Linked DNA regions of Homo sapiens: all the other regions are linked to region 2. Evidence: read pairs that join two places in POLR2A ChIA-PET (ENCODE). Cell type or tissue: endothelial cell of umbilical vein. All regions are shown on one strand. Links, peaks and the distances in the headings refer to the core of each region. The heading gives the core; the rest is flanking DNA.

Region 1 (11,430 bases), core at 3,352-7,351, 140 kb before region 2:
TTGATAATCTGATAAAAACTCTAGATTCTCTCCCCTGAAAAATGCACATATACACAAGTCCGGGTGGTTCATAGCCCCCCGAAGCCTATCAGGATCCCCAGGTGAGATTTGAATATGATGCAGTGGTGAAGAGGGTGGATTTGAGGTGATTCATCTGGGCTGGAATCTTGACTCCATCATTTACTGACAGGGAAGGATCTTCGGGCACATTCTGTCACTTATCCAGGCCCCAGGTAGTGCATTTATCAGTGGAGATGGGATGATAGTATTAGTGCCTTCCTTGAGGGGTTGGAGACAAGCTAGATGGGTTCATCTGTCTTAAGTAATTAATACGGGGCCAGACGCATTAAAGAAAAAAAAAAAAGCTCAGGACATGTGGGGTATTATGATAATTAGGGGAAAGGACTTGGCAGAGAAGCATTCTAGTCCTGGTTCTGCACTAAACTGCTGTGTGGCCTCTGGCAAGTTACTGCCCCTCTCTGACCTTCAGTTTTTCCCTCTGTCAGGGGCATTCTTTGATTCTCTAATTTGTCGAAATCAGAGACATAGGGCTACATGCTTCTGGGGTAAAGAGACTCTGCCCCCACCCTCAAGGAGCCCATCTGTCTCTGCCCCATTGCTCAGCTGTGTGATAGGGACAACAGGAAGAGGTGGGGTGAGCTGGGCCAGTCAGGGAGGGCTTCCTGAGGAGGTGTTGCCAGAGCTAGGATTTGTAAAGCAGGAAGAGATGCAGGGAGAGACATGGAAAACAGTATCCTGGGGTAAGTCCTAATGCCCCAGCTTCACTTTCTGCTTGGGATCAGTGCTTTGCCGGCCACAACTTCCTCAACACCCTGCACCCTCCCTGCACATAGCAGGTGCTCATGAAATGCTTGCAGACAGGCAGGAAAGGCACACCTGTGTTCCCAGGTCCTGGTTCCTGCCTCCCTGAGTCTGCTGGTCCAGGCTCTGCACCCTGGGTCTCTCCCACAGCAGAGAAGACCACATTTCCCTGTGGGTATAAATGGTTGCAGAAAGTTATAACTTAATTAATTTAATTAAATTTTCTGTGTTGTATTCACAATGAAAGCTTCAGGTCTGGGGGACAGGACCCTGGAAGATGAACTTAAAACACACACACACACACACACACACACACACACACACACACACACACACACAAACACTTGCTCCACTGCCTGTACCTTGTCTGTAGCCACCTCCCAGGGCTGGGGCCCTGGGGACTGGGTCAGGAAGGCCAAAGGTTTGAGGCCAGGTCGTGGGCCATGGCACCAGGAATGGGGGACCAAACCCTTGGATAAACCATTTCCTTTGTTTTCGCTGGAGGGTAAACCCAGACAAGACCTGAGTCACCCATACAATGCGATGGGGATGGGGTGGGGTGGGTGTGAGGGATAGCCTCTGAACTTGAGCTCCACACCGAATGCATAGCACCTAGATGCATGGCCTTGGTCAAGTCACTCCTTACCCTCTCGGAGCCTCAGTCTTCCCATCTGTAAAATGGAAATGAGTCATGATAAGGACCACAGATCATATTCACAGCTTGGCACAGAGTAGCTGTGTACTAGTCCATTCTTGCACTGCTATGAATGAAGAAATATCTGAATCTGGGTAATTTATAAAGAGGCTGAATTGGCTTATGGTTCTGCAGGCTGTATAGGAAGCATAGCAGCTTCTGCTTCTAGGGAGGCCTCAGGGAACTTACAATCATAGTGGAAGGCAAAAGGAGGTAGGCACATCTTACAGGGCAGAAACAAGAGGAAGAGAGAGAAAGAAATGTGTTAAAAGCTACACACTTTCAAACAACCAGATCTCGTGAGAAATCACTATACAGTACCCAGGATGGTACTAAAACATTCATGAGAACTCCGCCCCCATGATCCAATCACCTCCCACCAGAAACCACCTCCAACATTGGGGATTACAATTCACCATGAGATTTGGGTGGGAACACTGATCCAAACCATATCAAGCTGCTATTATTCTTGCCCCTCAGGTGGAGGGTCTGAAGACAAGCAGCAATTTACTCTTCAGTCCCACTGGAAGGGTGGGGGTGGTGAAGGTAGTGAGAGTTGGGGGAGGGGACTCCTGCTATTTAAGCCTCACAACAACCCTAAGAAGGCCCACTGATATGGTTTGGCTGTGTCCCCACTCAAATCTCATTGTGAATTGTAGCTCCCATAATTCTTATGTGCTGTGGGAGAGACCCAGTGGGAGATAATTGAATCATGGGGGCAGTTTCCCCCATACTGTTCTCATGGTAGTGAATAAGTCTCATGAGATCTGATGGTTTTATAAGGGGTTTCCCCTTTCACTTGATTCTCATTTTCTCTATTATCTGCTGCCGTGTAAGACGTGCCTTTTCACCTTCTGCCATGATTGTGAGGCCTCCCCAGCCATGTGGAACTGTGAGTCCATTAATCCTTTTTTTCTTTATAAATTACCCAGTCTTGGGTATGTCTTTATCAGCAGTGTGAAAACGGACTAATACACCCACGTAGGACGAGGCTTATAGCACAGGTCCTAGACCTTTCTAGGTTCTACCAACCTGAAACATTGGTATTATTCTACTATTGGCAGTAATAGCAACAGCATATACAGGTTACATCCTATCATGAGGACAAATATCTTTGTGAGGGACAACAGTAATCACAAACCTATGATCAGCTCCCCATGCACTGGTACTAACTTGGTGGAATGAATCTGGGACAGATTTTCAGTTGACAAACCCCCCTTCCATGATTCATCACCTTCCACTTCATTTTCCCTTTTATCATCGCTGCCCTAGTAGCTGTTCACCTTCTATTTCTCCATGAAACAGGATCCAACAAACCCTCAGGAATCTCATCAGATTCTGCAAAATCGCATTTCATCCATAGTACACAAGCAAAGATGTCTGAGGCTTAACTCTCCTTCTACTGTGATTACTCCTCCGAGTCCTGTTTTCACCCTGACCTATCAGGAGACCCAGACAGCTACACCCCCAGCAAATCCCCTTAACACACCACCCAACATTTAACCAACGTTAAACCAGAATGATATTTTCTATTTTCCTATGCGATCCCATGCTTTATTTCTTTCTTTCTTTTTTTTTTTTTTTTGGTGGGGTGGGGGACGGTGTCTCACTCTGTCGCCCAGGCTGGAGTACAGTGACATAATCTCGGCTCACTGCAACCTCCTTCTCCTGGGTTCAGGTGATCCTCCCACCTTAGCCTCCCAAGTAGCTGGGACTATGGGCGTGCACCACCATGCCTGGCTAATTTTTGTATTTTTAGTAGAGACGGGGTTTCACCATGTTGGCGAGACTGGTATCAAATTCCTGACTTCAAGTGATCTGCCCGCCTCAGCCTCCCAAAGTGCTGGGATTATAGGCATGAGCCACTGCACCTGACTCCCATGCTTTATTTATAATAAACTAGGAGGGGTTTGAGCCCTTGGCCTGGCTATAGGGTTGTGAAATTAAATATATATATGAATTTTAAAAAGGAGGGTTTATTTTCTATAAGGAGTAACAGCCTGCAAGGTGGTCATCCCAAAGGCTGGGAAGGTGCCTCCAATAAAGGCCATTGATAGTCACTTTGAAAGAGAGGGTGCATTAGGCCATTCTTACATTGTTATAATGAAATACCTGAAACGGGGTAATTTATAAAGAAACAAGCAAGGTTTCATTGGTCCATGGTTCTGCAGGCTGTACAAGCATAGCGCTGACATCACTCAGCTTCTCGGGAGGCCTTAAGGAGCTTTGACTCATGGTGGAAGGTGAAGCGGGAGCAAGCATGTCCCATGGTGAAAGCAGGAGCAGGGGAGTGGGGCATGCACTTTTAAATGACCAGATCATGTGTGAACTCAGAGCAAGAGCTCACTCATCACCGAGGGGATGGCCCAAGCCATTCATGAAGGATTCAACCCCATGATCCAAACACCTCCCACCAGGCCCCCGCTCCAATGCTGGAGATTACATTTCAACACAAGATTGGAGCAGGGACAAATATCCAAACTCCATCAGAGGGGTTCCGGTGGAAGCTTTATGCTGAAGGGGTTGGCGAAACATGCATATTTAACAGGTTACAGGAAGAGCTATGAGTATTTATGAAGGTGGTCCCGACACATGTATATTGAATAAACATGTATGTTACGTATGACCCATGTTCACTTTGGGGTAGAGACTTAACATTTAAATGTATTATAATTAGGCCCTATATGTTGAAAGGTCTTTTTAGGACATGAAGGCTCTCAAGTGTGCAGCCTCTGTAAACCAGCCAGAACCGGTCCGTGGAGGGTGGTCTTTCTATCAGGAGAAAGTTATTGTAATCAGTCTCTTGTCCTTTGAAAGCTGCAGTTATGGCTGGAGGAATAGGGGCTTAGTTAGTGTCTGTGAGCTGGGTGAGTTGTAATTGTCTTAATAGTATTTATCTTGAGGCCAGTGCTTGTTTAGCTGTAAAAAAAAAAAAAAAAAAAAAAAAACAAACCTTGTGGCAGTCAGAATACAGTTTTTTGTTTATTTGTTTTTGTTTGTTTTTGAGAAGGAGTTTTGCTCTTGTTGACCACGCTGGAGTGCAATGGTGCGAACTCAGCTCACTGGAACCTCCGCCTCCCGGGTTCAAGTGATTCTCCTGTCTCAGCCTCCCAAGTAGCTGGGATTACAGGTGCCTGCCACCACGCCCAGCTAATTTTTGTATTTTTGGTAGAGACAGAGTTTCACCACATTGGCCAGGCTGGTCTTGAACTCCTGAGCTCAGGTGATCCACCCACTTTGGCCTCCCAAAGTGCTGGGATTACAGGCGTGAGCCACCGCACCCGGCCCTATAGTTTATTTTTTAAGTGCAGGGGTACACGATTTAACCCCTGCCTGGCATGGCTTTAGGTCTTATTTATAATTTAGCATCTTATTGCCACAAAGAGTCTGTCCTGTCAGTCTTATCATTTCCATTTTAGCCTTAATGCTGGTCAGTATCTAAACCACATAAGGGAAGGAGGTATAATGAGGCATGACCAACCTCCTGTTCCATCATGGCCAATAACTCAGTTTTAAGGTTTTTCTGGGGTTCCCTTGGCCAAGAGGGGGTCTGTTCAGTCAGTGGGGGACCTTGGGATTTTATTTTTGGTTTACAGGGTTATATTAGGGTCCTAACAAAGCCTCTCTTTTTGGAGTCCTTTGTCGATTATGTAGCTTAGACCACGTAACACTGTGTAGGAAAACACATTAGCCTCAATCAAAGCTAACTTGAGACCTTCTGGAGTTCCCTGGTGGATCAGCTTATAAAATGCGGGAAGGAATATCGACCCAAGTATATTCACTGTTCCTGGGTGCGTGGCCTCAGAACTGCAAGGACGTGGCTGGGAACAAGCCCGCTATGGACAGAAGGATGAACTTGGGTTTTCTCGGGACTGAAAGTCCCAGTACTCCCCTCAGTCCCGGGCAAGCCAGGACAGATGGTCACCCTATTTACAGAGCACCGTGCCAGCAGTGTGTGTCTCAACTGAGGCGAGTGTCACACATACCCAGTGGATGAATAGAAAACATAACTTTCTTATTCTGAAATGGACAGGAAGCTGTAACTTGGGTTGAAATTCCCAGTGACAGCAACACACAGGACTCAAAAGGCACTGAGTCTCAGATCCCTAGAAACAGGGGTCTACTGACTCCCAAGATCCAGTGGGGAAGGCCCCAGAAAGGGGTTTGAGCAAAATAATTTCATGAAATGCATTAAATGGAAAAATTCATGTTTCTAAATTAGCACACCTTATTTTAGATATATGGTATTTAATAGACACACAATTAAACTAATACATAACCATGTTTTCCAGTGGCACAGGAAAATAGACATTTGAGTTCTCCCTGGGAAAATGGAGAATCCCTTTCCATTCAGGGCCCACTTGCTGTCTTGGGGGGCTCTTCAGCACCTCGCCTCCCACCCCTGGGTGGCATGGATGCTGTAGATAACTTGGATCTCTTCATGCTGGACAGGAGAAGGGATTCATTTACTCATTCATTCAACAAATATTTGCTGAACATTGTGCACCGTGGACTTGGGACACAGCGATGAAAAAAAAGCTCGCAGTCCCCACTCTCATGCGCTGACATTCCAGTGGGATTCTCAGAAAATAAATTCACGAATAAATGAAACGTGTATTGAGTTAGTGAAACGTGCGAGACAGAACAAAACACAGCATGGCAGAGGGGTGGGAGGCAGGAGTGAGGAAGGCAGGGGACTCTTTTTTTTTTTGAGACAGAATCTCACTCTGTCACCCAGGCTGGAGTGCAGTGGTGGGATCTCGGCTCACCGCAACCTCCACCTCCCGGGTTCAAGTGATTCTCCTGCCTCAGCCTCCCGAGTAGCTGGGATTACAGGCGTGTGCCACCGTACCCAGGTAATTTTTATATTTTTAGTAGAGACAGGGTTTCACTATATTGATGAGGCTGGTCTCGAACTCCTGACCTCAAGTGATCTGCCAACCTCGGCCTCCCAAAGTGCTGAGATTACAGGTGTGAGCCACCACGCCTGGTCTGGGGTTGACATTTTAGAAGGAGGCAAGGAAAGGCTTCACTGAAGAGGGACATTTGAGTAAAGATCTGAGAAAGGGAGGGAACTGGGGCTGAATAGATTTCTGGGCAAACAGAATAGCTCAGGCAGGCGGAGCAGCAAGTGCCAAGGCCCTGGGGCAGGGGCATGCCTAGGGCGTCGGAGGAGTGGCAAGGAAGCAGGCGCGGAGCAAATAAGGAAAGTGGAAGGCCGCACAGTCAGAGACAAAGGGAGAGGCTAGATCATATGAAACCTCACAGGTGGTAATAAAACTCTGGCTTTTATTTTAAGAGAGATGAGAAGCCGTTTGAGGGTTTTTAGGAGAGAAGTCACATGATTTGATTTATGTTTTATAGGATTCCTCTGGCTGTTGGATGGAAAATACAGTGAAGGAGCCAGGGCAGAAGCAGAGAGACCAGTTAGGCAGTGATTGCCTTCAGAGGGTCAGAGGGTTGTAAACCTGGAGGTGGAAAGAACTGACCAGATCCTGGATATATTTTGAAAGTAGAGGCCAGGCAGGGTGGCTCACGCCTAGAATCCCAGCACTTTGGGAGGCCGAGGCGGGTGGATCACCTGAGGTCAGGAGTTCGAGGCCAGCCTGGCCAACAGGGTGAAACCCTGTCTCTACTAAAAATAGAAAAATTAGCCGGGTATGGTGGCACGCGCCTGTAGTCCCAGCTACTTGGAAAGCTGAGGCAGGAGAATTGTTTGAACCCAGGAGGCGGAGTTTTCAGTGAGCCAAGATCGTACCACTGCACTCCAGCCTGGGGGACAGAGCGAGACTCCATCTCAAAAAAAAAAAAGAAAGAAAGAAAGTAGAGCAGACAGGATGTGCTGGTGGATCGGATGCAGAGGATGATGTACTGAGGGGGGTCAAGAACGACTTTTGGCCTGGGCGACTGGAAGCATGCAGTTGCCATACCCAGGTGGGAGAAGAAGAGGTTGGAGAGGGTTTGGGGGAAAGCTCAGAAGCTCAGTTTTGTGTATGCCAGGTTTGAGATGTCTTTAATCCACCAAGCGGAGATGTGGTGTAGGCAGCTGTAGGTGTAAGTCTGGAGTTCAGGAGGCACACTGGGACTGTAAGCAGGCATTCAGGGATTATCAGCATTTGGATGGTGTTTGAAGCTATGAGCTTGGCTGAGATTATTTAGGGAGTGAGTGTAGATAGAGAACAGAAGGTCCAAGCACTGAGCCTAGGGCACGAAACACTTAGAAGTCAGGTTGTTAACCATCTGATCTTTGACAAACCTGACAAAAACAAGAAATGAGGAAAGGATTCCCTGTTTAATAAATGGTGCTGGGAAAACTGGTTAGCCGTATGTAGAAAGCTGAAACTGGATCCCTTTCTTACACCTTATACAAAAATTAATTCAAGATGGATTAAAGACTTAAATATTAGACCTAAAACCATAAAAACCCTAGAAGAAAACCTAGGCATTACCATTCAGGACATAGGCATGGACAAGGACTTCACGTCTAAAACACCAAAAGCAATGGCAACAAAAGCCAAAATAGACAAAGGGGATCCAATTAAACTAAAGAGCTTCTGCACGGCAAAAGAAACTATCAGAGTGAACGGGCAACATACAGAATGGGAGAAAATTTTTGCAATCTACTCATCTGACAAAGGGCTAATATCCAGAATCTATAAAGAACTCAAACAAATTTACAAGAAAAAACAACCCCATCAAAAAGTGGGCAAAGGATATGAACAGACACTTCTCAAAAGAAGACATTTATGCAGCCAAAAGACACATGAAAAAATGCTCATCACTGGTCATCAGAGAAATGCAAATCAAAACCACAATGAGATACTATCTCATGCCAGTTAGAATGGCGATCATTAAAAAGTCAGGAAACAACAGATGCTGGAGAGGATGTGGAGAAATAGGAACGCTTTTACACTGTTGGTGGGAGTGTAAATTAGTTCAACCATTGTGGAAGACAGTGTGGCGATTCCTCAAGGATCTAGAACTAGGAATACCATTTGATCCAGCAATCCCATTACTGGGTATATTCCCAAAGGATTGTAAGTCATGCTACTATAAAGACACATGCACACGTATGTTTATTGCGGCACTATTCACAATAGCAGAGACTTGGAAGCAACTCAAATGTCCATCAATGATAAAAGGATTAAGAATATGTGGCACATACACACCATGGAATACTATGCAGCCATAAAAAGGATGAGTTCATGTCCTTTGCTGGGACATGGATGAAGCTGGAAACCATCATTCTCAGCAAACTATCACAAGGACAGAAAACCAAACACCACATGTTCTCACTTATAGGTGGGAATTGAGCAATGAGAACACTTGGACATAGGGCAGGGAACATCACACACCGGGGCCTGTTGGGGGGTCGGGGGCTAGGGGAGGGATAGCATTAGGAGATATACCTAATGTAAATGACGAGTTAATGGGTGCAGCACACCAACATGGCACATGTATACGTATGTATCAAATCTGCACATTGTACACATGTACCCTAGAATTTAAAGTATAATAAAGAAAAGAAAAAAGAAAAAAAAAGTCAGATTGTTGTGCAGGGGGGCGGAGAGGGAGCAACCAGAGAGAGACAGGAGGAGAAGCCAGAAGCCAGTGTCCTAGAAGCCTCAGGAAGAACAGGTTCAAGGAGGAGACAATTACGAGAGTCAAAGGCAGCCGATGGGAAAAGGACAAAGAGGACCAAGGGTCCAGCATGGAACAGAGTGATGAAGAGGGCATCAATGACCTTGACAAGGGCAGTTTTGATGGAGCAATGCAGGTAAAGCCTGATTGGGTGGATTCAGGAGAGACTGGGCGGAAAGGAATTGGAGACAGCAAGTCAGAACTCTTCCCTGTAAAGGGAAAGAGAAATGGTGTAGCACAGAGGAGAGGAGCATGGTTGAGAGAAGGTTATTTTCTTAAGATGGGGAAAAATCATAGCATGCTTATGGCATTGGAAATGACCCAGGAGAGAGGGAAAATTGATGATGCCAGAGAGTGCAAGAGGAAAGAATCACTGTCCTCTAGTAGGGAGAGGATGGGACAAGGACATAGGCGGATAGCAACCTGGCTCTGGGGGAGCAGGAGCCCTGGGGTCCCAGGTCTGGCTCCCAGGACCTGTCTTTTGATGCTCCTGAGCACCCAGCACAGGACCAACTCACAGATAGTGGGTCAATGGGCAAATGTGAGGCAACTCAGTGTACGTCTTGCAAGAATTTTTAAAAGCAAGCTCTGGACTCAGATAAACTGAGGTGCAAATCCTTATTCTGCCACCCAGCAGCTGGGTGACCTTGAGCACATTTCTTGACTTCTCTGAGCTTCAATTTTCTTCTCTAAAATGAGGAAAATAATGGAACCTACTTCATGGGCTCATAAAAAGATTAAGACAATCATCATGCACATAGAGCTCTGAAAATGGTACCTGCAACGGGCGAAAGTGCTCTGGAGGGGTTAACTATCCTCATTATAAGCAGTTCAATAATTCCCCCATCCAGGCTCATCCAGAGTTTAATAAAATCCAACATGTAAAAGGAAATGAGTGTAGCTATAAAATTGCAATGCACACACCCCATGATCACTCACAATTGCCCTGACTGCTAATGACCCTCAGGCTGCTGCGGCAGTGAGACAGCCCTGGAGGCCACACTGTTCCCAGATATAATGCCCCCCGGCCTCTTCCCTACAAGGAAGCATGTGGGATGAGTGACAGTGACCTTATTAGACAGAGAACATTAAATCTACTCTACTTGATTTTTTTTTATTTCTTTTTTTTTTTTTTTTTTTTTTTTGAGACAGAGTCTTGCTCTGTGGCCCAGGCTGGAATGCAGTGATGCCCTCTCGGCTCACTGCAACCTCCACCTCCCGGGTTCAAGCGATTCTCCTGCCTCAACCTCCCGAGTAGCTGGGATTACATGTATGCGCCACCACGCCCACCTAATTTGTTTGTGTTTTTAGTAGAGACAGGGTTTCGCCATGTTTGCTAGGCTGGTCTCAAACTCCTGGCCTCAAGTGATCCACCTGCCTCAGCCTCCCAAAGTGCTAGAATTACAGGCATGAGCCACCGCACTCGGCTGTATATTTTTTAAGCAAATTACTCACAACGGTTGGTACATCAATGATTATCAGTGGCACATTACTTGAGCGTACTTGCAACTGAACTGCATACGAGGGTGGCAAGTAGACTGCAGTGCTAGTTAGGAGAAACAAGCCAAACACTGGGTGAGCAGAGGGGGCTTATGTCACTTCTGGGAGCTCCAGTCCAGCCTCCTTCCAGGGCACTAGCAGGCCCTGCAGTCCTGAGTCTTGGCAGTCTGGGAGAGGGGGACGGGCCTCCTCCTGAGAAGAGGAGCCTGACCCCACCAGGCCTAAAGAAAACAATTACATTTGCATTTCATTTGAAGTTGAGACAACTGCTGCTGTGGGCTAATGACGAGCCAATTGATTACCAGAAACATATGTGTGGAAGAGGAATCATTCATTAGGCAGGAGTTGCAGCTCAGATGTCAAGCAGCTGTCGGCAGTTCCTGGCCTTTTGGAGTCTGGGGAGCTGCCAGGATGTCTTTGCTCGGGAAATGAGTCCCCAGGATGGGCCTCAGTGTCCCAGGTCTCACTACCTTCTCAACTTCCTCTGTAAATAGGGATAATAGGGGCCAGCTGAGTTCACAGTCAGTCAACAAACACTTAGTGAGTCCCCACTCTTGGCAAGATGCTGTGTCTTAAGATACAGAAAGGAATAAGACACAGCTCCAATCTCAGAGCACTCTGTAGACCTTGGTGAGAGCTGCAAAGCAGTGGGCCCAGGGAGCCATGGAGGCTCAGCGGAGAGGATCCTCCTGGAGACTGGGATGGGATGAGGAAGTTGGGGAAGGCTTCCAGGAAGAGGTGACATTTGAGCTGAGTCCTAAAGAGTGAGGAGG
Region 2 (8,951 bases), core at 4,029-8,028:
TGCCTCAGCCGCCCAGGTAGCTGGGACTACAGGCGCCCGCCAACACGCCTGGCTAATTTTTTGTATTTTTAGTAGAAACGGGGTTTCACCGTGTTAGCCAAGATGGTCTCGATCTCCTGACCTCGTGATCCGCCCGTCTCGGCCTCCCAAAGTGCTGGGATTACAGGCATGAGCCACCGCGCCCGGCGGAACTTTTGCAATTTTCAAACATGTTTTTTTCCAAGTAAACCAATCAATTCGAACTCAAGGTTCCATATCATCATTAGCTTGATCTGAAAGATTAAGAACTAGTTCTTACATCATTTTCTGCAGGCCATGACCTTAAACGCCTACTAGAATGGCTATAATCACAACAGAAAACAATGATGACCCATTTCCAATCTATAGTCCTGGATCAAATGCAACTGAGCAATTCTGGCCCAGAAATTATACTTCACAGACAATGCAATGAAACGCAGCCAGGATAAATGCTGGAATTGCCCCACTCTGAGTGTGATCTCACTAAAGCCCTCAACTATCTTTCCACAAAGCCCTGGGGAGAGGCAGGGTCAATATTGCACATCTGTCTTCAAGGATGAAGACACAGCCCCTTAACTGGCAGGGCCCATCACTCTGGCTGAACAGAGCTCAAGACTGTTTGTCCACTGGCTATTCATTCCCTGGGTCCCTGCTCTGCCCATCCTGTGGCTCTGTGGAAAGTGGCAGCTGTCCCTGACTCGCTGCTAAGCTATTGCTCAGTCTGGCTCCACAGATGGGAAACACACAAATGGGAACACCACAGAGGTGGAGAGGTGGAGGGTAGGTGTGGGGAGCATCAGAAGATGCAATAGGGAGGGAAAAGCCCTGTGGGCTTTGAGTATCCCACAAGGATGGCAGTGCCTCTACCGTTTCAGGGCTCCTGATAGTTACTGAAAGGGCTGGGAGTCCTTCCTGTCACTCTAGTAGATTCAACAAAGGGAAAACAGCCACCCTACTGATTCCTATCCAAAAGCAGTGATTTTCTCAGTTGCCTCCAGAGTGGTTTTTTTTTCCCTCCCAGTCCTTGGCTTGTCTTGCTGCAGGGTAATCTGACACTTTTCCTCAACTGTGGCAATAAGTGAAAGGAGAGAGAACAAAAGCATCTGAATCACAATTTAGGCAAAAAGCTGACAGCCACACAGGCTGTTAATGAGGGACTCTCTCTGTCTCAGGCAGCGTATCTCAGGACACAGGTGCTGAGAATAAGAGACAGGTAGCCCCTGTGTTAGTGAGGCCTGGCACCAATCATAGCACATCCTACGAGACGAAGAAAGCAGGACAACACTCTGCCTAGTTATTAGGGTCTTTTCGGGACAGGAGGCCAAACTGGGCAGCTCCTTTACAAAGTCTGGAGACATTTTGTACAGAACAAGGAGGAACTAAGTCCACTTCACTGCAAAGTGACCTGAGAACACCCTCTAGTGGAAATTATTAATAAAACAAAGACCATGCGCCTAATTCACCTTCTGATACAAGAATGGTTTTTAAATTCCCCATAAAATGGAAAAAACAAAAAACAGAAAAACAACATATTATCTTTAAGAACACAAAAACAATTTTTATAAGGCAGGAGTTCCCACCCATGCTTAGTACCCTGACTGCCAAATCACATTCCTTCCTCAGAGACTCTGACTTTAATATATTCTAAGAAAGGGAGACATGTCGTGGGGGGAGCTACTTGTCCCCTTAAATTTTGGGCAGACTGCCTGCTGGTGCCAGAATGATGCCAAAGACATAGAAAAGTCCCAGCAGGAGGTTGAGCTTGGCAGTCCTCTGGGGCAGTTTGTTGAAGGCCTGGCTTCGAAACTGTCTCTCAAGGGAGAAGGCCATGGGAATGGTAAGCAGGGGGAGTGCCAGGCTGATGGTGCAGTGTGTGGCCAGGATGCTGAAGACCAGGTAGGGCAGGAAGAGCAGTGTGTTGTAGAGAATGTAGGAGAACGTGGGGCCGATGAGGATGGCCAGCGTGACGATACCAGCCTCCCGGTCGGACTCCATGTCCCTGGTGTTGTTGGAATGGAGAATGGCCTCGGTGCTGAGGGCGAGGGGGATGGCATAGACCAGTGGGAAGATGGCCAGGGACCCCACCTGGATGGCGTAGGCGAACATCACAGCCAGCGGGCCAAAAGTGATGAGGATGATGAGGTCTCCCAGAGCCACGTACTTGAATCCAATTCCTGCGGCCAGAAAATCCAGAGAGTTGGTGTGAGACCAAGGCTGGAAATTTAGGGACTGTTCACCAGTGAAGAGGCAGGCCACTTCCGGCTGAAAATGGTAAATCCTTAGACTGTGCAGGTGGGCACTCATTTCATCCCTTAACCCCACAGAGCAAATTCTGATTTCTTCTCCAATGCCACAGGTGCAGAGAGAATGCCCAGTGAGGCCTCAAGTCCCTCTTCCCAGGTTCATACCCAAGTTTCCCTTCCTACTGTCCCCCAACAGAGCTCTGCAACATAGCACACTAGGCACCCACTATACTCTTAGTTCAATGGGAGAGCCCAGGAAGGATCTAAAGGTCTTAGAATCCAGTTCTTTGCTATCTTTCACCCTTCACCAACCCCTGCAAGACCCCGTGAGATCAATCCCTCACAGAATAGCCACTCTGGCCTTCTACTTTTCCACCTCCTTCCCCTACAATCTCAAGGCATCTTCTGGTTTTAAAAACGGCCAGTGAATTTCAGTGAAATTTCGGGGTCCTTAAACCTGCACCCCTGCGATAAGCAAAACAGCGAGGACAGGAGAGTTATAATGCTGCTTTCCTCCTCTGTCTCCTATGAGATTGAAACTAAACCACCCCTACCTCCTGTTTCTGTCCTGCTCATCTACTTCAAAGCCTGTCTAACCCACTTCCTTCAAAACTATCCATTCTCTCCATCCCCGGGGCCACCCTCCATCCCCCTTACCAAATCTACCTCATGGTCATCTTATGCCTGGGATACTGCAACATCCTCCAAACTGGTCTATCAGCTTCCCCTCTCATAACCCCTCCCCCTCTCCATCCCTAATCTAATCTCTAAAAAGGCGTTAGAGTGAACCTTTAAAAATAGGAATCTGGCTGGGTGGGCACAGTGGCTCACACCTGTAATCCCAGCACTCTGGGAGGCCAAGGCGGGCAGATTACCTGAGGTCAGGACTTCCAGATCAGCCTGGCCAACAGGGTGAAACCCCATCTCTACTAAAAATACAAAAATTAGCCAAGCGTGTGGCACACGCCTGTAATCCCAGCTACTCGGGAGGCTGAGGCAGGGAAAATGCTTGAGCCTTGGAGGCAGAGGTTGCAGTAAGCCAAGATCATGCTACTGCACTCCAGCCTGGCAGACAGAGCAAGACTCTGTCTCAAAAAAATTAGTAAATAAATAAATAAAGGAATCTGACCACCCCCTCCCCCAACATACACTTAAACCCTTATCAACCACTCATCCTGGGGATAAAAGTCCCAGATCTTTAACCTGGCTCACCTGTGGCCCAGCCCTACCTCTCCTGCCTCACCTTGAGCTCTCCTCCCCTCTTCACACAGACTTCTTCCAATCCGTCAGAGCCTTCAGACACCCCTCCCTTGGCCTGGCTAACTCTACTCACCCTTTAAGACTTTAAAGACCATTCCCCAGGACCACCTCCTCTCACCCCTAAGCCACATTTGATCCCCTTGCAATATGCTCCCATGGCAATATGCCTGCCATGTTCATAAACTTCATCATGCTTCTAATTAATCTCCACCTTTCTCACTAAACTGTAAGTTCCATGAGGGCAGGACATGTGTCTGGCTTGGTCACAGCTCACTCCCCAATACTTGGCACAAGGGCTGAACTGAAGACAGAGCTACAGTAACAAGCACCTGGAATTTGGGATCAAGGTCAGGAAAGATCTCCCACTCAGACTGAAACAGGTAAAGCAGTATGGAATGAGTGGAGCTGCCCACTGAGGGAGGTGACCCATGCAATTATTGCTACAGAAGCTTAGCAAACTCCAGTTCTAACCAAGCTACAAGATGTGGACTCAAGATCAGAAAATAAAGCTCTGGTTAGGCATTTTAACCAGTCTAAAATGACAGAAGTTCCCACTAGCCACAGGAATCAAAATGAAATAAAATGACAGGAGCTAAGGAACAAGATCCAGTCCAAGTTCACCTTCACATCAGCAGCTGGGGTCCCTTGGTGCTAAATACACACCCTTAGTTCTTCAGAACAAAGTATCTCCAGGGAAGGGCATTAAGGCATGGCCACTGACACTCTTCAACATTCAGCAAGCTAATTCTGCACCCTCAAGCCATATTTTTTTTCCTTCTATTTGGATAATTTTTATACCAAGCCATGTTTTCATAAATAATTTGGTTGTATGAGGACATGCCCTCCAGGAGGAAGTTCCCTCAAGCAGAGCACGAGCTCCAGTTCAGAATTAGTAAATTGACGTCTCTTCCAATATCTCACACATTTAAGGGACTACACCCACGCAAAGATGATGCTGGGCAGGAATACTCCCAGCACAGACCTAGCCAGTTCCTCTACAGCTGCCCACTCTTGCTGTGCTTGTTTTCTCAGCTCCCCAAGTGACGCCACTGGTCTGGCTGTGAAAGAAAATGCAACAGCACTACAGCCTTGACCTTTGGCTGGAGTCTCCAAGAACACCTCCTTAGATCACTCGGCAAAAAGCAATGTAAGCGGCCAGGTATGGTGGCTCACGCCTGTAATCCCAGCACTTTGGGAGGCTGAAGCAGGTGGATCACCTGAGGTCAGGGGTTCGAGACCAGCCTGACCAACATGGAGAAACCCCATCTCCACTAAAAATACAAAAAATTAGCCGGGTGTAGTGGCGCATGTCTGTAATCCCAGCTACTCGGGAGGCTGAGGCAGAAGAACCGCTTGAACCCTGGAGGCAGAGGATGTGGTGAGCCGAGATCGTGCCATTGCACTCCAGCCTGGGCAACAAGAGCAAAACTCCGTCTCAAGAAAAAAAAAGGCCAGGCACAGTGGCTCACGCTGTAATTCCAGCACTTTGGGAGGCCACAGCGGGTGGATCAACTGAGGTCAGGAAGTCAAGACCAGCCTGACCAACACGGAGAAACCCCATCTCTACTAAAAATACAAAAAAAAATTAGCCGGGCATGGTGGTGCACGCCTGTAATCCCAGCTACTCGGGAGGCTGAGGCAGGAGAATCGCTTGAACCAGGAGGCAGAGGTTGCAGTGAGCAGAGGTCGCACCATTGTACTCCAGCCTGGTCAACAAGAGCTAAACTCTGTCTTTTGAAAAAAAAAAAAAAAAAAAGTGATGTAAGCAAGGTTGAGCAGAGATCTCTGTCCCCACCCCAAAACCAAGAGCAACCCACTCTGGGGAGGAAAAAGATCTGGTTATCTGACACAAGAAAACAGTAGAGCCCTTGGGGAGAAAGCTGTTTCCTAGCATTTGATACATGGCCCAAGGCTTCATGTGCTCTACCTGATTCAGAGACGTGGCCCATCTGGGAATTTCCTTTTAGGCATTCCTCCTCTCCCAACCCCATTTTCTGAATGAGCTTACACAGTGAAATACTGGGCCGGTTCTCCACACGGCAGCCAGAATGAATCTGTTAAGACTTAAGTCAAAAAGTTGGCAAGACGCAGAGCAACTGGAACACTTGCTGGGGGGAGTGTAAAGAAGTACAACCACTTCAGAAAACAGTTTGGCAGTTTCTCATAAAATTAAACATCATCTGCCCTGTGACCCAGCAATTCTACTCCTGGGCATTTACCCAAGAAAAATGAAAACAAATATCCACAAAAAGACTTGAACATGAATGTTCAGACGTAATAGCCAAAATATGGAAGCAATCCAAATGTCCCTGAAAAGGAGAATGGATAAAAAGAAGTTGTGGTATGTTACAATGGAATGCTAGTCAGCAAAAAAAGGAACTACTGATACACGCAATAAAACAATGAATCTCAAAAACATCACGCTGAGCAAAAGAAGCCAGACGAGAGCTCAGACTGAAATAAATACACATACATACATACATACATAGTTCATAGTGAAAGGTTCCATTTATATGACAGGCAAAACTAATCTCTGTGAGAGGAATCAGAACAGTGGTTCTTTTCCTGTCTCTGGATGGGGGCAGGGAGTGTGGGATTGACAGGCAAGAAGCACTGGGAAGCTTTTGGGGGTGATGGAAGTGTTCTGGATGATGACGGGGTGTGGGTTATGCAACTGTATACATTTATCAAAATTCATCAAGCTGCAACACTAAAAACCTGTGCATTTCACTGTGTGTCAATTATATGTCAATAAAAGACAATGTTTAAAAAATCTTAAACCAGATTATGTCACTACTCTGCTCAGTATATTTCAATGCCTTCCCATTTGTTCACTGGATATTTACTAAGTAATATTACATGCCAGGCAGTGCTCTGGGTGCTAGGGGTTCAGCTAATACCAGAGACAGAAATCCCTGACTGCAGGGAGGGAGCTCGCAGTCGAAGGGGGAAGATAATTAACCAATTAAGTACTTTATATGGCACATTAGAAGGTAACATGTGCTATGAGGAAAACTAATGCAGAGAAGAGCAGCAGGGGAAGTATCAGGTGGGGGCACGGAGTGGGTGTGTAATTTTAAGCAAGGTAGAAAGCAAGGCCTCACTGAGCAGCTGACATTTGGGCAAATAGGTGAAGGAAGTGAGAAAGTGAACCACATGGTTAGAAGCAGGAAAAGCATTTCAAACAGAGGAAGCTGCATCTACAAAGGACCTGAGGGAGGGGCAGGAGGGGTTGTGCATGCTCCTGGACTAGAAAGGGCAGTGTGGCTGGCCCAGGATGAGCAGGAAGAAAGGAGGAGGGTGGGTCAGAGAACTGGGGGGAGGGCAAAAGGTGGGCAAAGAATGTAGGGCCCTAGGGAGTCACTGTAAAGACCCTGGCCTTTACTCTGAGCAAGATGGGAGCCACTGAAGAGTTCTAAGCAGGACTGACAGGGCTGCCCTATATTTTAACAGAATTACTCTGGTGGCTGAGTGGGAACAGCCTGAATGGGACCAGAACAGAGGTAAAGAGACCAGTTGGGAGCCTGCCGCAAAAATCCAGGGACAGATGATCACAGTGGTGGCTGGACACGGTAAGAAGTGGTCAGATCCTACATGCATTTTGAAAGGAGAGTCAACAGAATTTGCTGATGAACTGGATGTGAGACGTGGGAGTCAAGGACGATGCCCACAGCTTTTGGCCTGAAGAACTAGGATGAAGCTGCCATTGAGCAAAATGGGGAAAAAGCTGTGGGCGAAGCAGGTTTCCTTGGGGAGAAGATCAGAATTTGGTCTCAGACATGTTAAGCTTGAGATGTTTATGAGACAGTTCTAGGAGAAGTTGCTGAGCAAGAAGTTGGATATGAGTCTGGAGTTTAAGAGTCACTAGCTTAACAGATGGCATCTGAAGCCATGAGCTACATCACCAAGGGAGTACATGGAGATAGAGAAAAGAGGCCCAAGGACTGAGCCCTGGAGGTTGGGGAGTAGGACTGGTTAAGATCGCCATGACAGAGACCCTGCCTAACTCACCAACTGTGTCTCATGCCCCCTCTGGCTCACACAGACCTTTCAGTAGATCCTAGCCAATGTCACACTCTCTCTCACCCACCACATTTGCACTTAGTGGTCCTTCAGCCCTGGAGGACTCAGCATCACAATCAGACTCCAATTCCACCCCGTGGCCAGCTCCTTATCCTTCCGTCTTCAAGTCCTAGTTTGAACGTCACTTTCACAAAGACAGCCTCTTCCCTTCACCACCACCTTGTACTTTCTATTACACCACCTCATTGATTTCCTTCACTGAACTTTTTATAATTAGCTGCCAGGCCACCACAGCCTTTTGATTTTCCTCTTACTCCTCTGGATGCTTGCTCACATCCCCTTTACCTGTGCCTTTTCTTCCCCCACCTCTAATGTGGGAGTGTCCCAGGGCTCAGACCAGGACTGACTTTTCTACCAACACTCCCTCCCCCTTGATGACCTCACCCAGTCCTACAACTTTATCTATAGACCAATGACTCCCAGATATGTAATCTCTAGCCCAGGCTTCTCTGAACTTGAACTACCCATTTGACATCTTTGTTAGGAGATTTAATAGACATTAAGATGTCCAAAGTTGGCCAGGCGCAGTGGCTCATGCCTGTAATCCCAGCACTTTGGTAGGCCAAGGTGGGTGGATCACCTGAGGTCAGGAGTTTGAGACCAGTCTGGACAACATGGTGAAACACCGTCTCTGCTAAAAATACAAAATTAGCCAGGCATGGTGGCAGACGCCTGTAATCCCAGCTACTTGGGAGGCTGAGAATCACTTGAACCCGGGAGGCAGAGGCTGCAGTGAGCCGAGATCATGCCACTGCACTCCAGCCTGGGAGACGGAGTGAGACTCTGTCTCAAAACAAACAAAAAACAAAACAAAAAACCACGAAGTCAATTGCTTGCTTTTCCCCCAAAACTTGTTCTATCCCCAGCCTTGCCCTTCTCACATGATGACATCACTCCAGATGGTATCTTCCAGTTCTCAGGTCAAAACCTTTGAGTTATGCTTATGCAGCTATTGATAGGCAATGGTATGATTAACTGGGGCCTTAAAGATGATGAAGATATGACATTTACAAGGTGGACAGGCATGATTATTGGGCCACCAAGGACAAATTATGAAAAGAGAATATAGGCCGGGCATGGCAGTTCACACCTATAATCCCAGAACTTTGGGAGGCCAAGGAGGGCAGATCACGAGGTCAGGAGTTTGAGACTAGTCTGCCCAACATAGTGAAACCTCATCTCTACTAAAAATACAAAAAATTAGCTGGGTGTGGTGGTGTGCACCTGTAATCCCAGCTACTCGGGAAGCTGAGGCAGGAGAATCACATGAACCTAGGAAGCAGAGGTTGCAGTGAGCCGAGATCACGCCACTGCGCTCCCGTGTGGGCCACAGCGCGAGCCTCTGTC
Region 3 (11,430 bases), core at 3,513-7,512, 330 kb before region 2:
GCTGCCCTTTCTGGATTCAAATCCCAGCTCTGCCCTCAATGGTGTGACCCTGGGCCAGCCACTCCCCTCTGTGCCCCAGTTTTCTCTCCTATCAAGTGGGGGATGCTAACAGCCCCTCCCTCAGGGGGTCCTCAGTGGGCACTTAGCAATTGTTGTTGCTGTTAGTATTAGTGAGGACTGTACCTGCTTGGGGTTATGGGCAGGCCGTGGAGGCTGAGCTGCTGACCAGCCATGTGACCTTGTTGCCTGACCTCCCTGTGCCTCAGTTTCCTCTCTTCTAAAAGGAGGAGAAAAGCATCTACTTCATTCCAGTGAGTCTGCTGAGTTACTCCAGGTGAAGGCTTAGCATGCTGCCCCGCCCATGGGAAGGACTCTACAAAGGACAGCTATTGTTGGTGTTATTATTTATAGAGTTGAACTGGGTTAGGCATGTCACACTTTCCAGGGTGGGTTGGAGGTAGGTTCTGAACCCTCCAGGCGGCTGTGGGTGACAGGGGATCCTTGGGGTCTGGCAGGGAACCGCTGGAGCAGGCGACCTGCAAATCCCCAGGCCCAGACACCTCCTCCTGGGGATCAGCAGAATTTGGTGTGCTTTCGGTGAACCATCAGCTTACCTGATATTTGTGCCCTAGAGTGAGGCAAGCTCTGGCCTTTGGTCTCAAGGTGTGTGTTCCAGTTTCAGTCCTTGGCCTTGGCCAGGACTTGCCTTTGGCTAGTCTGAGCCTCAGCTTCCAAATCTGTGGTGTGTGATTGTGATGTCTACTTCACCAGGATGCTGAGGGAGCAGAGGGCAGTGGGGAGAACGAGCACAGCAGAATCTGCCATGCAAACAAAAAGCGTTGGTGGCCGAGGTGCTCTGCCTGGCATGCAGTCAAAGAAACTTGAGTTTGCTTCCCAGCTCTGTCACCCACTGGCTGGGCAACCCCAGGGCAAGTTCATCAATCTCTCTGAGCACTATCTTCTCACTTTTACTAAAATATGGATGATGATGATGGTTATTATTATTATTGAGACGGGGGTCTCACTGTATTGCCCAGGCTGGAGTACAGTGGTGCAGTCTCAGCTCACTGTAACCTCTACCTCCCAGGTTCAAGCAGTCCTCCCTCCTCAGCCTCCCAAGTAGCTGGGACTACAAATTAGTCATGCACCATCATGCCTGACTAACTTTTTGTATTTTTAGTAGAGATGGAGTTTCGCCATGTTGCTCAGGCTGGTCTCGAACTCCTGGGCTCAAGCGATCCCCCGGCCTCGGCCTCCCAAAGTGTTGGGATGACAGGCGTGAGCCACTGTGCCTGGCTGAAATACAGATTATTTTGTGAGGCTTGCAGGTTATTACTGTGAGGCTAAAAATGAGATCCTATATGCCAAGTGTCTGGTGGCTAGAGTAGGGTGGGGCCAGGCTGGGCCACAGGGCTGGGCCATCAGCGTGGGAGAAAGCGCACCGTTCTTTCCTCTTTCTCCCCTCCTGCCTCAAATCCTCTCTCTTCCTCCCTGAGCCTCTAATCTCGCCTCTGCTTCTCCATTCACTATCTCTGCTCTCTCCCTTCCGGCTTCCCTTGTAGTTTAAGATTAGACGTTATCGCTTCTGTCTTGAGGACACGGATATGACACGCTGGCGTCTCTGCATATTCCTCCCCTGCCGGCCTCAGCCCTGACGTGATTGCGAGCGCTGGATTCCATGCACAGCTGCTGGGTCCTGCTCCTTGCGTGGCCGTTTGGACCTGCAGCTACATGGGGTGATGTTTTGCTTTTGATTTGTGCTTCTTGCCTTCTCATCCCTGGTGCTAGATATGGGCTCCCCTCTTTTCCTGTGATGTTCAAGATTCTAATTAAGTGGAAGAGACTTTTACTCCTTACAATTCTCCAGCTATGAATAATGATACTGGCTCATAAATGAAAATTGCTTTTCTATTTAAATTCTGCGCGGTTTTTTTGTTGTTGTTTAAAAAAAGAAGGTATGAAACCAGGGCTCTTGGGTCATTTACAAGTTATTAATTTCAAGCGGAGCTCTTAGCTAGCTTATTAACGGTGAGAGTATTATAGTCCGGTTAAATGGAGGGGATATTAATTACATTGCAGGCTTTTATGCATGGAGAAATGGCTTGTTTCCATGTTGGTGGGTGGTCTAGGTGGGGAAACACAACTCCCCTTCTGGGAGGCATGGGAGGAAGAGGGTCCTGGTGAGATGCTCTGTGGATAGACGCTGGGTCGCAAGAACTAGTGCCAGACCTTTTCCTGGGACTACAGGGTTCTGGGTCAAGGTGGCTGGGCACACCATGGTGCCTCAGTGTCTCAAAGCTAGTAAGGCACTTCTTCCCAACACATAAGACCCCCTCCACTGACGACAGGTCAAGTGGAATTGGGCACTGGGCTGACATGGTAGCAGGAGACATTTCCATCAGTCCAGCATTCCTAAAACTCTCAGTCATTTCATCTCTGTTTTGGCCATATCGACATACTGCCTGTTCTATTATTTACTTACTATTTTTATTTTCATTGACTCACTTTTAAAAAACTGAAATTTCATTTAAAGGGAAACTTTATATCACCACCATAAATAGGAAACCAGCATCCCCAGTCATAAATTCAGAGCAACATAAAAATGAATACATGACTATTAAAAAATGTCCACACGTGCACCACCTGAAAGCGACACCCACGTGGGCAGTGGTGCGTCGACACCGTGGAGAACCCGGATCAGGTCGAAGAAAGGGCTTCCTGCCCTGGTGGCCCTTGCAGTCTCAGGGCCAGCGTCAGGAGAGGGCAGGGGGCAGGTGATCCACCCAAAGAACCAGTGCCTTCTGGGGTCCTTCCAAACAGATGCAGCTGAAACCAGGAGGCCATAAGAAAAGAAGCAGAACTGGGGAATTTCTGTAGATTTTGAACTTTAGGGAACAACATGGAAATAGTATGCAAATTGCATGCCAACCTGAATTTGTTCTCTCAGGCCAATGACTCAGGCCTGTCGCCTGTGGCTCCTGTTCTGGTCTGTCTCCTCTGGTCCCTGGGTTTCCATGAGCCATACAGGAGAAAGGGGACTGTCCAGAGACCCCTGGCCTGGGAGTCAGGATGGAGGCAGTGAGGCTCTGCTGCTACATTGCCCTGTGACCTTGGACAGACCATTGGGCCTCTCTGGACCTCTGCTTCTTTATCTCTGCATGAGGAGGTCGAACAAGATGCATCTGGGGACCCAGTGATGGTTAATTTGATGTGTCAGCCTGACTGGGCCATGGTGCCCAGATATGTGGCCAAACCTTATTCTGGATCTTTTTGTGAGGTGTTCTTGGATGAGCTTAACATTCAAATCAGTGGACTTTGAGGAAAGCAGGTGGCCCGCCATAATGTGGGTGGGCCTCATCCAATCAGTTGAAGCCCTGAATAAGACAAAACCTGACCTCCCTTGAGGAAGGGGTAATTCTGCAGCAGAAACCTTGGGACTCGAGCTGCAGCATCGGCTCTTCTCTGGGTCTCCAACCTGCTGGCCCACTGTATTCGTCTGTTCTCACACTACTAATAAAAACATACCTGAGACTGGGTCATTTATAAAGAAAAAGAGGTTTAATGGACTGACAGTTCCACGAGGCTGGGGAGGCCTCACAATCACGGTGGAAGGCAAAGGAGCAAAGGCACGTCTTCCATGGCAGCAGGCAAGAGGGAGCTTGGGCAGGGAACTCCCTTTTATAAAACCATCAGATCTCCTGAGACTTATTCACTATCATGAGAACAGCATGGGAAAGACTCAGCCCCATGAGTCAATTACCTCCCATGGGGTCCCTCCCATGACATGTGGGAATTACAGGAGCTACAATTCAAGATGAGATTTGGTGGGGGGACACAGCCAAACCGTATCACCCACCCTGCAAATTTTGGACTTGCCAGCCTCTGTAATCACATGAGCCAATTTCTCGAACCTCTCTCTCTCCCCACTCTCTGTCTCCCTACCTACCTATACATGCATACACAACCTGTGTGTTCTGTTTCTCTGCAGGGCCTGACCAGTACAGGCCCCCTTTAGCCATTGTCTCCCTTTGGCATGAGGCAGAACAGATGTGCGCAGGGAGAGGACAGCAGCTGTTCTCCAGTTCCCTCAGCTTTTCCATTGCCCCTGCAAAAATGTAATAGAAAAACTCAGCTCAAAGTGGCTTCAGCCACACCAGGGCTTTATCAGCAGGTGTTACTGGGAGTACAGGGCTAAGGCAGTCTCCAGGGTTATTTGACTCAGCAGCTGGTATCAACAAGGCCCAATTATTTTCCTATCTCTCCAGTCTTTTCTATTTCTGATGTTAGTTTTGGTTAGAAGAGGGCTTCCCTCATGGTGGCAGAAAGGCTGCATAGTTCCAGCCGTACCTCCTAGTCCAAAAGGAGAGAGATGTCTGTGTCCTAGAATCCCAGCAAAAGTCCTCAGCCTGAAGGAGGGCTGACTGGCCCCCCTACTTCAGAGCCAAGATGTATGGCCAGAGGAATGACACAAACTGATCAGCTCACTATCTAAACCAATTGCTGTGGCGAGGGGCATGGGTTACCTCTTGGCAGGAGGGTTTGGGGCTATCGTGGGGTTGGCTTCACACAAACAGGGTGGTTGTTACACAGTGGATGTGTGTGTTTTGGGGGCCCATATAGATGCTTAGCTCAGAGGTTTAGCCCAGGTGGTCCAGGCCCTACCCCTTTCCCTTATTCCCCCTCTACTTCCTTCCCCTGTCTTCTTCTCTCTCCTCTGTGCTCACAGGCTGTGGCCCCACCCTGGCTAGCTGCCCAGGCCCTCTGCTGGGAACCCCTGATATAGCCATACCGTTTGTACCTGCCCAGTCTCATTTCTTCCCCTTCTGGTAACAGAACCCCGTCCCCTGGAGAGACATCCCCCCGTCACTCCATTTGGCTGTGGGGACGGTTGCATCCCTGCAGCCCTCCCTACTTACACAGCCATGAGATCCAGGCCGGGCCAATCAGACTTCTCTGGGATTTTGCTTCCCTCTTTCCTGTGAAGCCATTAGCTGGGTTGATGTGAGCTGGAGCTGTCTGTGGCCTCACCCCGCCCCTGCCACATGGAAGAAGCTGTGTGCAGAAGAGACAGAGACAGAGAGAGAGCACTAAGAGGTCAAAGGATAGGCTTTAGTCCCTGGATTCAGCTGTGTCTGAAGCCAGTGCTATCACACCTGGCCTTTTCCATTACCAGAGCTGCTAGATGCCCTTCCCCTTGAACTAGCTTGGTTGGGCTTTTGTGGCTCGTGACCAAAAGCCCCTGACTGGCATACCAGCATTCATTTCTTTATTCATTTAATTCAACAGTCAACACTTCCTTTGAGCCAGGTAATTCTGGAAGATAGGTACCGTTACTATGCTGATTTCATAAATGGGGAACTGAGGCATGGAGAATTTAAGCAACTTCCCCAAGGTCATTCAAGGTCATTTAATTAGTAATAGTGTCGCTGGGATTGAACCTGTCTCTGTCTGTTTCCAAACAGTCAGCTTCCTCCAGCCAGAAGCTGCTATGAAGTTATCCAGGCAGAGTCTGGCGAGAGGAGAGGCCAGCTTCTCCTAGGCTTTAATAATAGCAGCAGCAATAACAACAACATGCAACGAAGACTCATGATGTGCCAGGCAGTATTCCAAACACTTGACGTGGATTCTCCTCTTTAGGTGCTTATATGTATTTTTTAATCCCCATTTTTTAGATAGAAACACTGAGCTTCAGAAAGATGCAGTAATTTTCCCAGCATCTTGCAGCTAGGAAGTGATGGGTTGAGATTTTCTCTTGGCAACAATTTCCACTGGAGGGTCAGAGCCCAGGGCTAGGATTGGGTCTCTTCTGTTCCTCAGGAAGGCAGAGCCTCCCAGGCCATCCCTGTGCCAAGCACTGCTGTTAAATGCCCAATAACCGGCCAGGTGCCTCCTCCCTCCCTGGTCTTCAGAGCTGCTGGGTCAGGGACCTGGCTGATTTCCCAGTAGTAGAGCCTCAAGGGTGGGTCATGAGAGGGTATAAGTCACACACAGTATGATTCTCAAAGTGGCTTTGGCCTGTGTGTGACTGACTTCAAACAGCCATGGGAGGAGAGGGTGGGAGTGAGGAGGAGAGTGGGAGTGAGGGTTAGGAGTGGGAGTGCGGAGGGGCTGGTGCCTAGAACGCAGGTCTCCTTTGGGCTGGAGGCGCAGGCTTATGTTTGGTCTGTGGTGGCAACATGCCCCTCACAGTGGTGCCCGTCACCCCAGGTTCTTCAGGGTTCCGGTCTCTTGGGGGTGTTGGGGGGGCAGCTAATCTATTGCCTGCACACTCTCCCTCTTGGTAGGAAGTGTGCATCGTGACAGGGGCCTTCTAGAGCCAAGGTCTTACCCCAAAGATGAGGAGGCACAGGGGTGAAAACGCTAGAACAATGGATTCATCTTCCTGGGGGTCCCTGCAGGGACCAGGCTCACAAAAGACCCCAGGGAACCTGGGTAGCTCTTTCAAGGGTGTCCTGCTCCCTCCTGGGTCCCTCAGGTCCTCCCATCAGTGCCTTTGCCCTACGCTGCTGCGTTTCCTGTGCCCTGAAACACACAGGGCTACCTTCCTGAGCGCCCAGGCCTCCCTGCTGTTCACCCGCTTGGACTGGCTGTGTCCACAGCTGTCAACCCTCTGTGGCAGTGGATTATATTCAATTTAGCACTTGATTAAGCCCTGATATTTGCTTTTCCTTAAATTGCTTTAACTTTTCCAACTGATTTCAATCCCCTTTCCCCGAGTCTGCTCTGGTACCCCCCTGCTTGACTGCAGGCCACACTTTTTGGCCCTCTCCTATGTACCCACCCTGAGTTGCTCAGGCACAGAGGATCCAGGTTAAACACATGGATGTTGGCTCCAAGGATATCTCTCCCCTGCCTCAGCTCTGTACCAGATGCTGCCTTGGCCCCAGGATGAGGGAAGCCATGGGAGAAGCTGGTGGAGTGTCTCCGATGCTTCCTCTGAGGCAGGTTGGGGCAGGCCGGGCTGTGACAACAACTGTGTCCGCAACTGGTGGGTTTTTGGTCTCACTGACTTCAAGAATGAAGCCGCGGACCCTTGCGGTGAATGTTACAGCTCTTAAGGTGGCGCGTCTGGAGTTTGTTCCTTCTGATGTTCAGATGTGTTCGGAGTTTCTTCCTTCTGGTGGGTTCGTGGCCTCGCTGGTTCAGGAGTGAAGCTGCAGACCTTCACGGTGAGTGTTACAGCTCTTAAGGCAGCACGTCTGGAGTTGTTCGTTCCTCCCGGTGGGCTCGTGGTCTCGCTGGCTCAGGAGTGAACCTGCAGACCTTCGTGGTGAGTGTTACAGCTCATAAAACCAGTGTGGACCCAAAAAGTAAGCAGTAGCAAGATTTATTACAAAGAGCAAAAGAACAAAGCTTCCACAGTGTGGAAGGGGACCCGAGCGGGTTGCCACTGCTGGCTCGGGCAGCCTGCTTTTATTCTCTTATCTGGCCCCACCCACATCCTGCTGATTGGTAGAGCCGAGTGGTCTGTTTTGACAGGGCACTGATTGGTGCATTTACAATCCCTGAGCTAGACATAAAGGTTCTCCACGTCCCCACCAGATTAGCTAGATACAGAGTGTCCACACAAAGGTTCTCCAAGGCCCCACCAGAGTAGCTAGATACAGAGTGTCGATCGGTGCATTCACAAACCCTGAGCTAGACACAGGATGCTGATTGGTGTATTTACAATCCCTGAGCTAGACATAAAGGTTCTCCTCCTCCCCACCAGACTCAGGAGCCCAGCTGGCTACACCCAGTGGGTCCCACACCGGGGCTGCAGGTGGAGCTGCCTGCCAGTCCCGCACCATGCGCTCGCACTCCTCAGCCCTTGGGTGGTCGATGGGACTGGGCGCCATGGAGCAGGGGGCGGCGCTCGTGGGGGAGGCTCGGGCTGCACAGGAACCCACGGAGGTGGGGGAAGGCTCAGGCATGGAGGGCTGCAGGTCCCGAGCCCTGCCCCACGGTGGGCTGGCACTGCTGGGGGACCCAGTACACCCTCCACAGCCGCTGGCCCGGGTGCTAAGCCCCTCATTGCCCGGGGCCGGCAGGGCCGGCCTGCTGCTCCGAGTGCGGGGCCCGCCAAGCCCATGCCCACCCGGAACTCCAGCTGGCCCGCAAGCGCCACGCGCAGCCCGGGTTCTCGCTCGCGCCTCTCCTTCCACACCTCCCTGCAAGCTGAGGGAGCCGGCTCCGGCCTTGGCCAGCCCAGAAAGGGGCTCCCACAGTGCAGCGGTGGGCTGAAGGGCTCCTCAAGTGCCGCCAAAGTGGGAATCCAGGCAGAGGAGGCGCCGAGAGCAAGCGAGCGAGGGCTGTGAGGACTGCCAGCACGCTGTCACCTCTCACAACCACAACCACCTTGAGATTGCAGGGGCTCGCAACAACAAAGGCGTGTTCCTCACCTGCTGACAGCTGTCCTGAGCCACAGGGGGCTTTGCTTGTGTCTTCTCCATCCAGGACTCAGGCTGGTGGGGCAGCCACTACCTTGAATGTTGTTGGCCACCCTGGTGCGGCTAGTTCCAGCACCTCTGGGATCAGCAATCAAATACCTGCTCCACCCCGCTTGCACATCCCTCTAGCTTACAAGTGCCTGGAGGAGAACCGCCCTAATGACCACCCCAACACGTGGAATCTAACAAACGTGAAGCAGAAGCTGTTCCGGCCCAAGCCTAGTCTGCTCCCTCTTGACCAGTAGTGGCAACTTCCACCCACAGGCTCAGGCCTGGGGTCCTCCCTGTTCCTTCTTTCCCTCCTCTCCATGAAGCCCCGTGGGGGAGCTGACTGGGTGCTTCCCATCACTGCTGCTTGGTCTTTTGCACGGGTGCCCATGGCACTTTCTGCTGTGCTTCATGATTCCAGGCTCCTGGCTAGTTAGTTGCTGATTCCCCATGGAGCAGCCAAAAGGATCCTTTCCATGCATCCACTAAAAAAAACAAAAAAAAAAAAAGCTTGTTTTTTGTTTATTTTGTTTGTTTTGAGACGGAGTCTCACTCTTTCACCCAGGGTGGAGTGCAATGGCGTGATCTCAGCTCACTGCAACCTCCACTGCCCGGGTTCAAGCGATTCTCCTGCCTCCGCCTCCCGAGTAGCTAGGTGCCCACCACCATGCCAGTCTAATTTTTGTATTTTTAGTAGAGACGAGGTTTCATCATGTTGGCCAGGCTGGTCTTGAAGGCCTGACCTCAAGTGATCCACCCACCTCAGCCTCCCAAAGTACTGGGATTACAAGCGTGAGCCACTGCACCTGGCCTAAAAAAAAATGTTTTTATTGAAACATAGTTCCTATAACATAAAATTGACCTTTTTTTTTTTTTTTTGGAGATGGAGTCTTGCTCTGTCGCCCAGGCAGGAGTGCAGTAGCTCCATCTCAGCTCACTGCAACCTCCATCTCCCGGGTTCAAGCAATTCTGTCTCAGCCTCCTGAGTAGCTGGGACTACAGGCACATGCCACCACACCTGGCTAATTTTTGTATTTTTAGCAGAGACAAGGTTTCACCATGTTGGTCAGGCTGGTCTCAAACTCCTGACCTCAGGTGATCCACCCACTTTGGCTTCCCAAAGTGCTGGGATTACAGGCATGAGCCACCGTGCCCGGCTTAAAATTCACCATTTTAAAGGGAACCCTTCAGCCATTTTTAGTATAGTCACTATGTTGTACGATCATCACTGCTATCTAATTCCAGAACATTTCCATCCCCCCAGAAAGAAGCCCTGTACCATTAGCACTTGGTCCCATTCTCCCCTCTCCCAGCCCTTGGCAACCACTAAGCTGCTGTCTTCGTGGATTTGCCAATTCTGGGTATTTCATTTAAGTGGAGTCACGCACGATGTGGCCTTGAGTCACTGGCTGCTTTCATCTATCATGGTGCTTCCAGGGTTCGCCCATATTGCAACGTGCATCAGAACTTCATTTCTTTTGATGGCTGAGTACTATTTCATTGCATGGACATACCACATGCTGTTAATCAAAAGGTTCTTTTTTGTTTTGTTTTGAGACAGGGTCTTGCCCTGTCACCTAGGCTGGAGTGCAGTGGCACAATCATAGCTCACTCCAGCCTTGGACTCCTGGGCTCAAGTCATCCTCCTGCATAGCTGAAACTACAGGCATGCTCCACCGTGCCTGGCCAATTTTTAAAATTGTTATAGAGATGGGGTCTTGTTATGTAGCTCTGGCTGGTCTCAAATTCCTGGGCTCAAACGACCATCCCACCTCAACCTCCCAAAGTGCTGGGATTACAGGCATGAGCCACCGTGCCCAGCCAAAAGTCTCTTTTAAAGGCAGGATCAGGTTCTACCATGTCCCTTCCCACAATTCTGTAATGGCTCCTCTGGCAATGAGAGCAAACCCCATGCCCCTCTGCTGGCCCCAAGACTCTGCAAGGCAGGCCCCTCCTGTGTCTGAGCTCAGTCTGCTTTTCTCCCGGTCATCTCCTGGGTTTCAGCGGCTCTGGCCTGGCTTACCCTCGAGCTGGTCAGACTCACAGCAGCTTCAGGACCTTGGCAGTGGCCTCTGAAGCCTGTGTCTGGAACGCTCACTCCCATCCTATTTTGTTTGTTTTTACTTTTTATTATGGAAAACTTTCAGAGACAGTAGAAACACAATCGAATAATGAACCCCTCTCCCCAATGTATCGTGTTGAAGCAAAAACCAGACATCGTGTCATTTATTCTGTTGATATTTTAGCGTTATCTCTAAAAAAATGCTCTTCCTCAAAACATAATCGCGATGCTCTTATCAAACTTAAGAAATAAACCTTATTCTGTTAATATCATCCAAATCTAGTCAGTGTTCCAATTTTCCCCATTGGCCCATACATTTTTTAAATGCAAGGTTTCAATTTATTTTTATGGCACTTTTACTTGGAACGCTGTGGGTTTCTGCCCGTCTCCAGAATTAGGTGGCTTTTTAATGCAGGTAAGTGTTCTTTTATTTTATGCCTTTGCCTTGTTTGTTCTGTAAGTTAACCCTTCATATTTTTTTTTTCTCTCTCTCTCTCTCTGTCCTTGCAATTGACGTGGTGAAGAAACTGAGTTGCATATACTTTAGAGTTCCTGCTCTCTGGACTTTGCTGATCGTATCTTCAATGTGTCATTTAATATGTTCTCCTGTCCCTTTTGCTCCTGCAAAATGGCAGTTAGGTCTAGAGGCTTGATCACAGTCAGGTGAGATATTGAGCAAGAATACGCCAAAGGTAATGCAGTGTGCTTTCTTTTTTATTTTATTTATTTATTTATTTTTGAGACAGAGTCTTGCTCTGTCACCAGGCTGGAGTGCAGTGGCGCCATCTCGGCTCACTGCAAGCTCTGCCTCCCGGGTTCAAGCGATTCCCCTGGCTCAGCCTCCCGAGTAGCTGGGATTACAGGCGCGCAGCAATGCAGTGTGCTTTCTTTGGGAGGTTCACAATGACATGCTTTCTCTTTTTGTGAGTTTAACCAGCCACTGATGAGCAT

The links. Peaks named below come from ENCODE experiments on the same cell type or tissue, not always from the same donor. Only the 100,000 strongest peaks of a DNase experiment are listed, where the experiment ranks them.
Region 1: POLR2A ChIA-PET joins it to region 2 with 7 read pairs; 4 of 35 experiments call an interaction of 5 or more read pairs at or near these places.
Region 3: POLR2A ChIA-PET joins it to region 2 with 8 read pairs; 3 of 35 experiments call an interaction of 5 or more read pairs at or near these places.

Annotation. Positions count from the first base shown.
Region 1 is chr1:11,416,888-11,428,317 of GRCh38, reverse strand. It overlaps the pseudogene MTCYBP45. Among named protein-coding and RNA genes, the nearest start is that of DISP3, 57 kb to the left of the region's middle. RefSeq lists an enhancer at 11,381-11,430. In endothelial cell of umbilical vein, for the core only: no CTCF peak of the experiment used is centred there; no DNase peak of the experiment used is centred there.
Region 2 is chr1:11,278,885-11,287,835 of GRCh38, reverse strand. It overlaps UBIAD1 (UbiA prenyltransferase domain containing 1), which reads right to left. Exons shown (of 2, transcript NM_013319.3): 2 at 1-2,192. The coding sequence ends at 1,705. It also overlaps the pseudogene UBE2V2P3. Among named protein-coding and RNA genes, the nearest start is that of UBIAD1, 10 kb to the right of the region's middle. In endothelial cell of umbilical vein, for the core only: no CTCF peak of the experiment used is centred there; a DNase peak (open chromatin) is centred at 5,805; H3K27ac peaks cover 695 bases.
Region 3 is chr1:11,605,465-11,616,894 of GRCh38, reverse strand. It overlaps LINC01647 (long intergenic non-protein coding RNA 1647), which reads right to left and starts at 7,364. Exons shown (of 3, transcript NR_104624.1): 1 at 6,782-7,364; 2 at 4,917-5,052; 3 at 3,540-4,105. In endothelial cell of umbilical vein, for the core only: no CTCF peak of the experiment used is centred there; no DNase peak of the experiment used is centred there.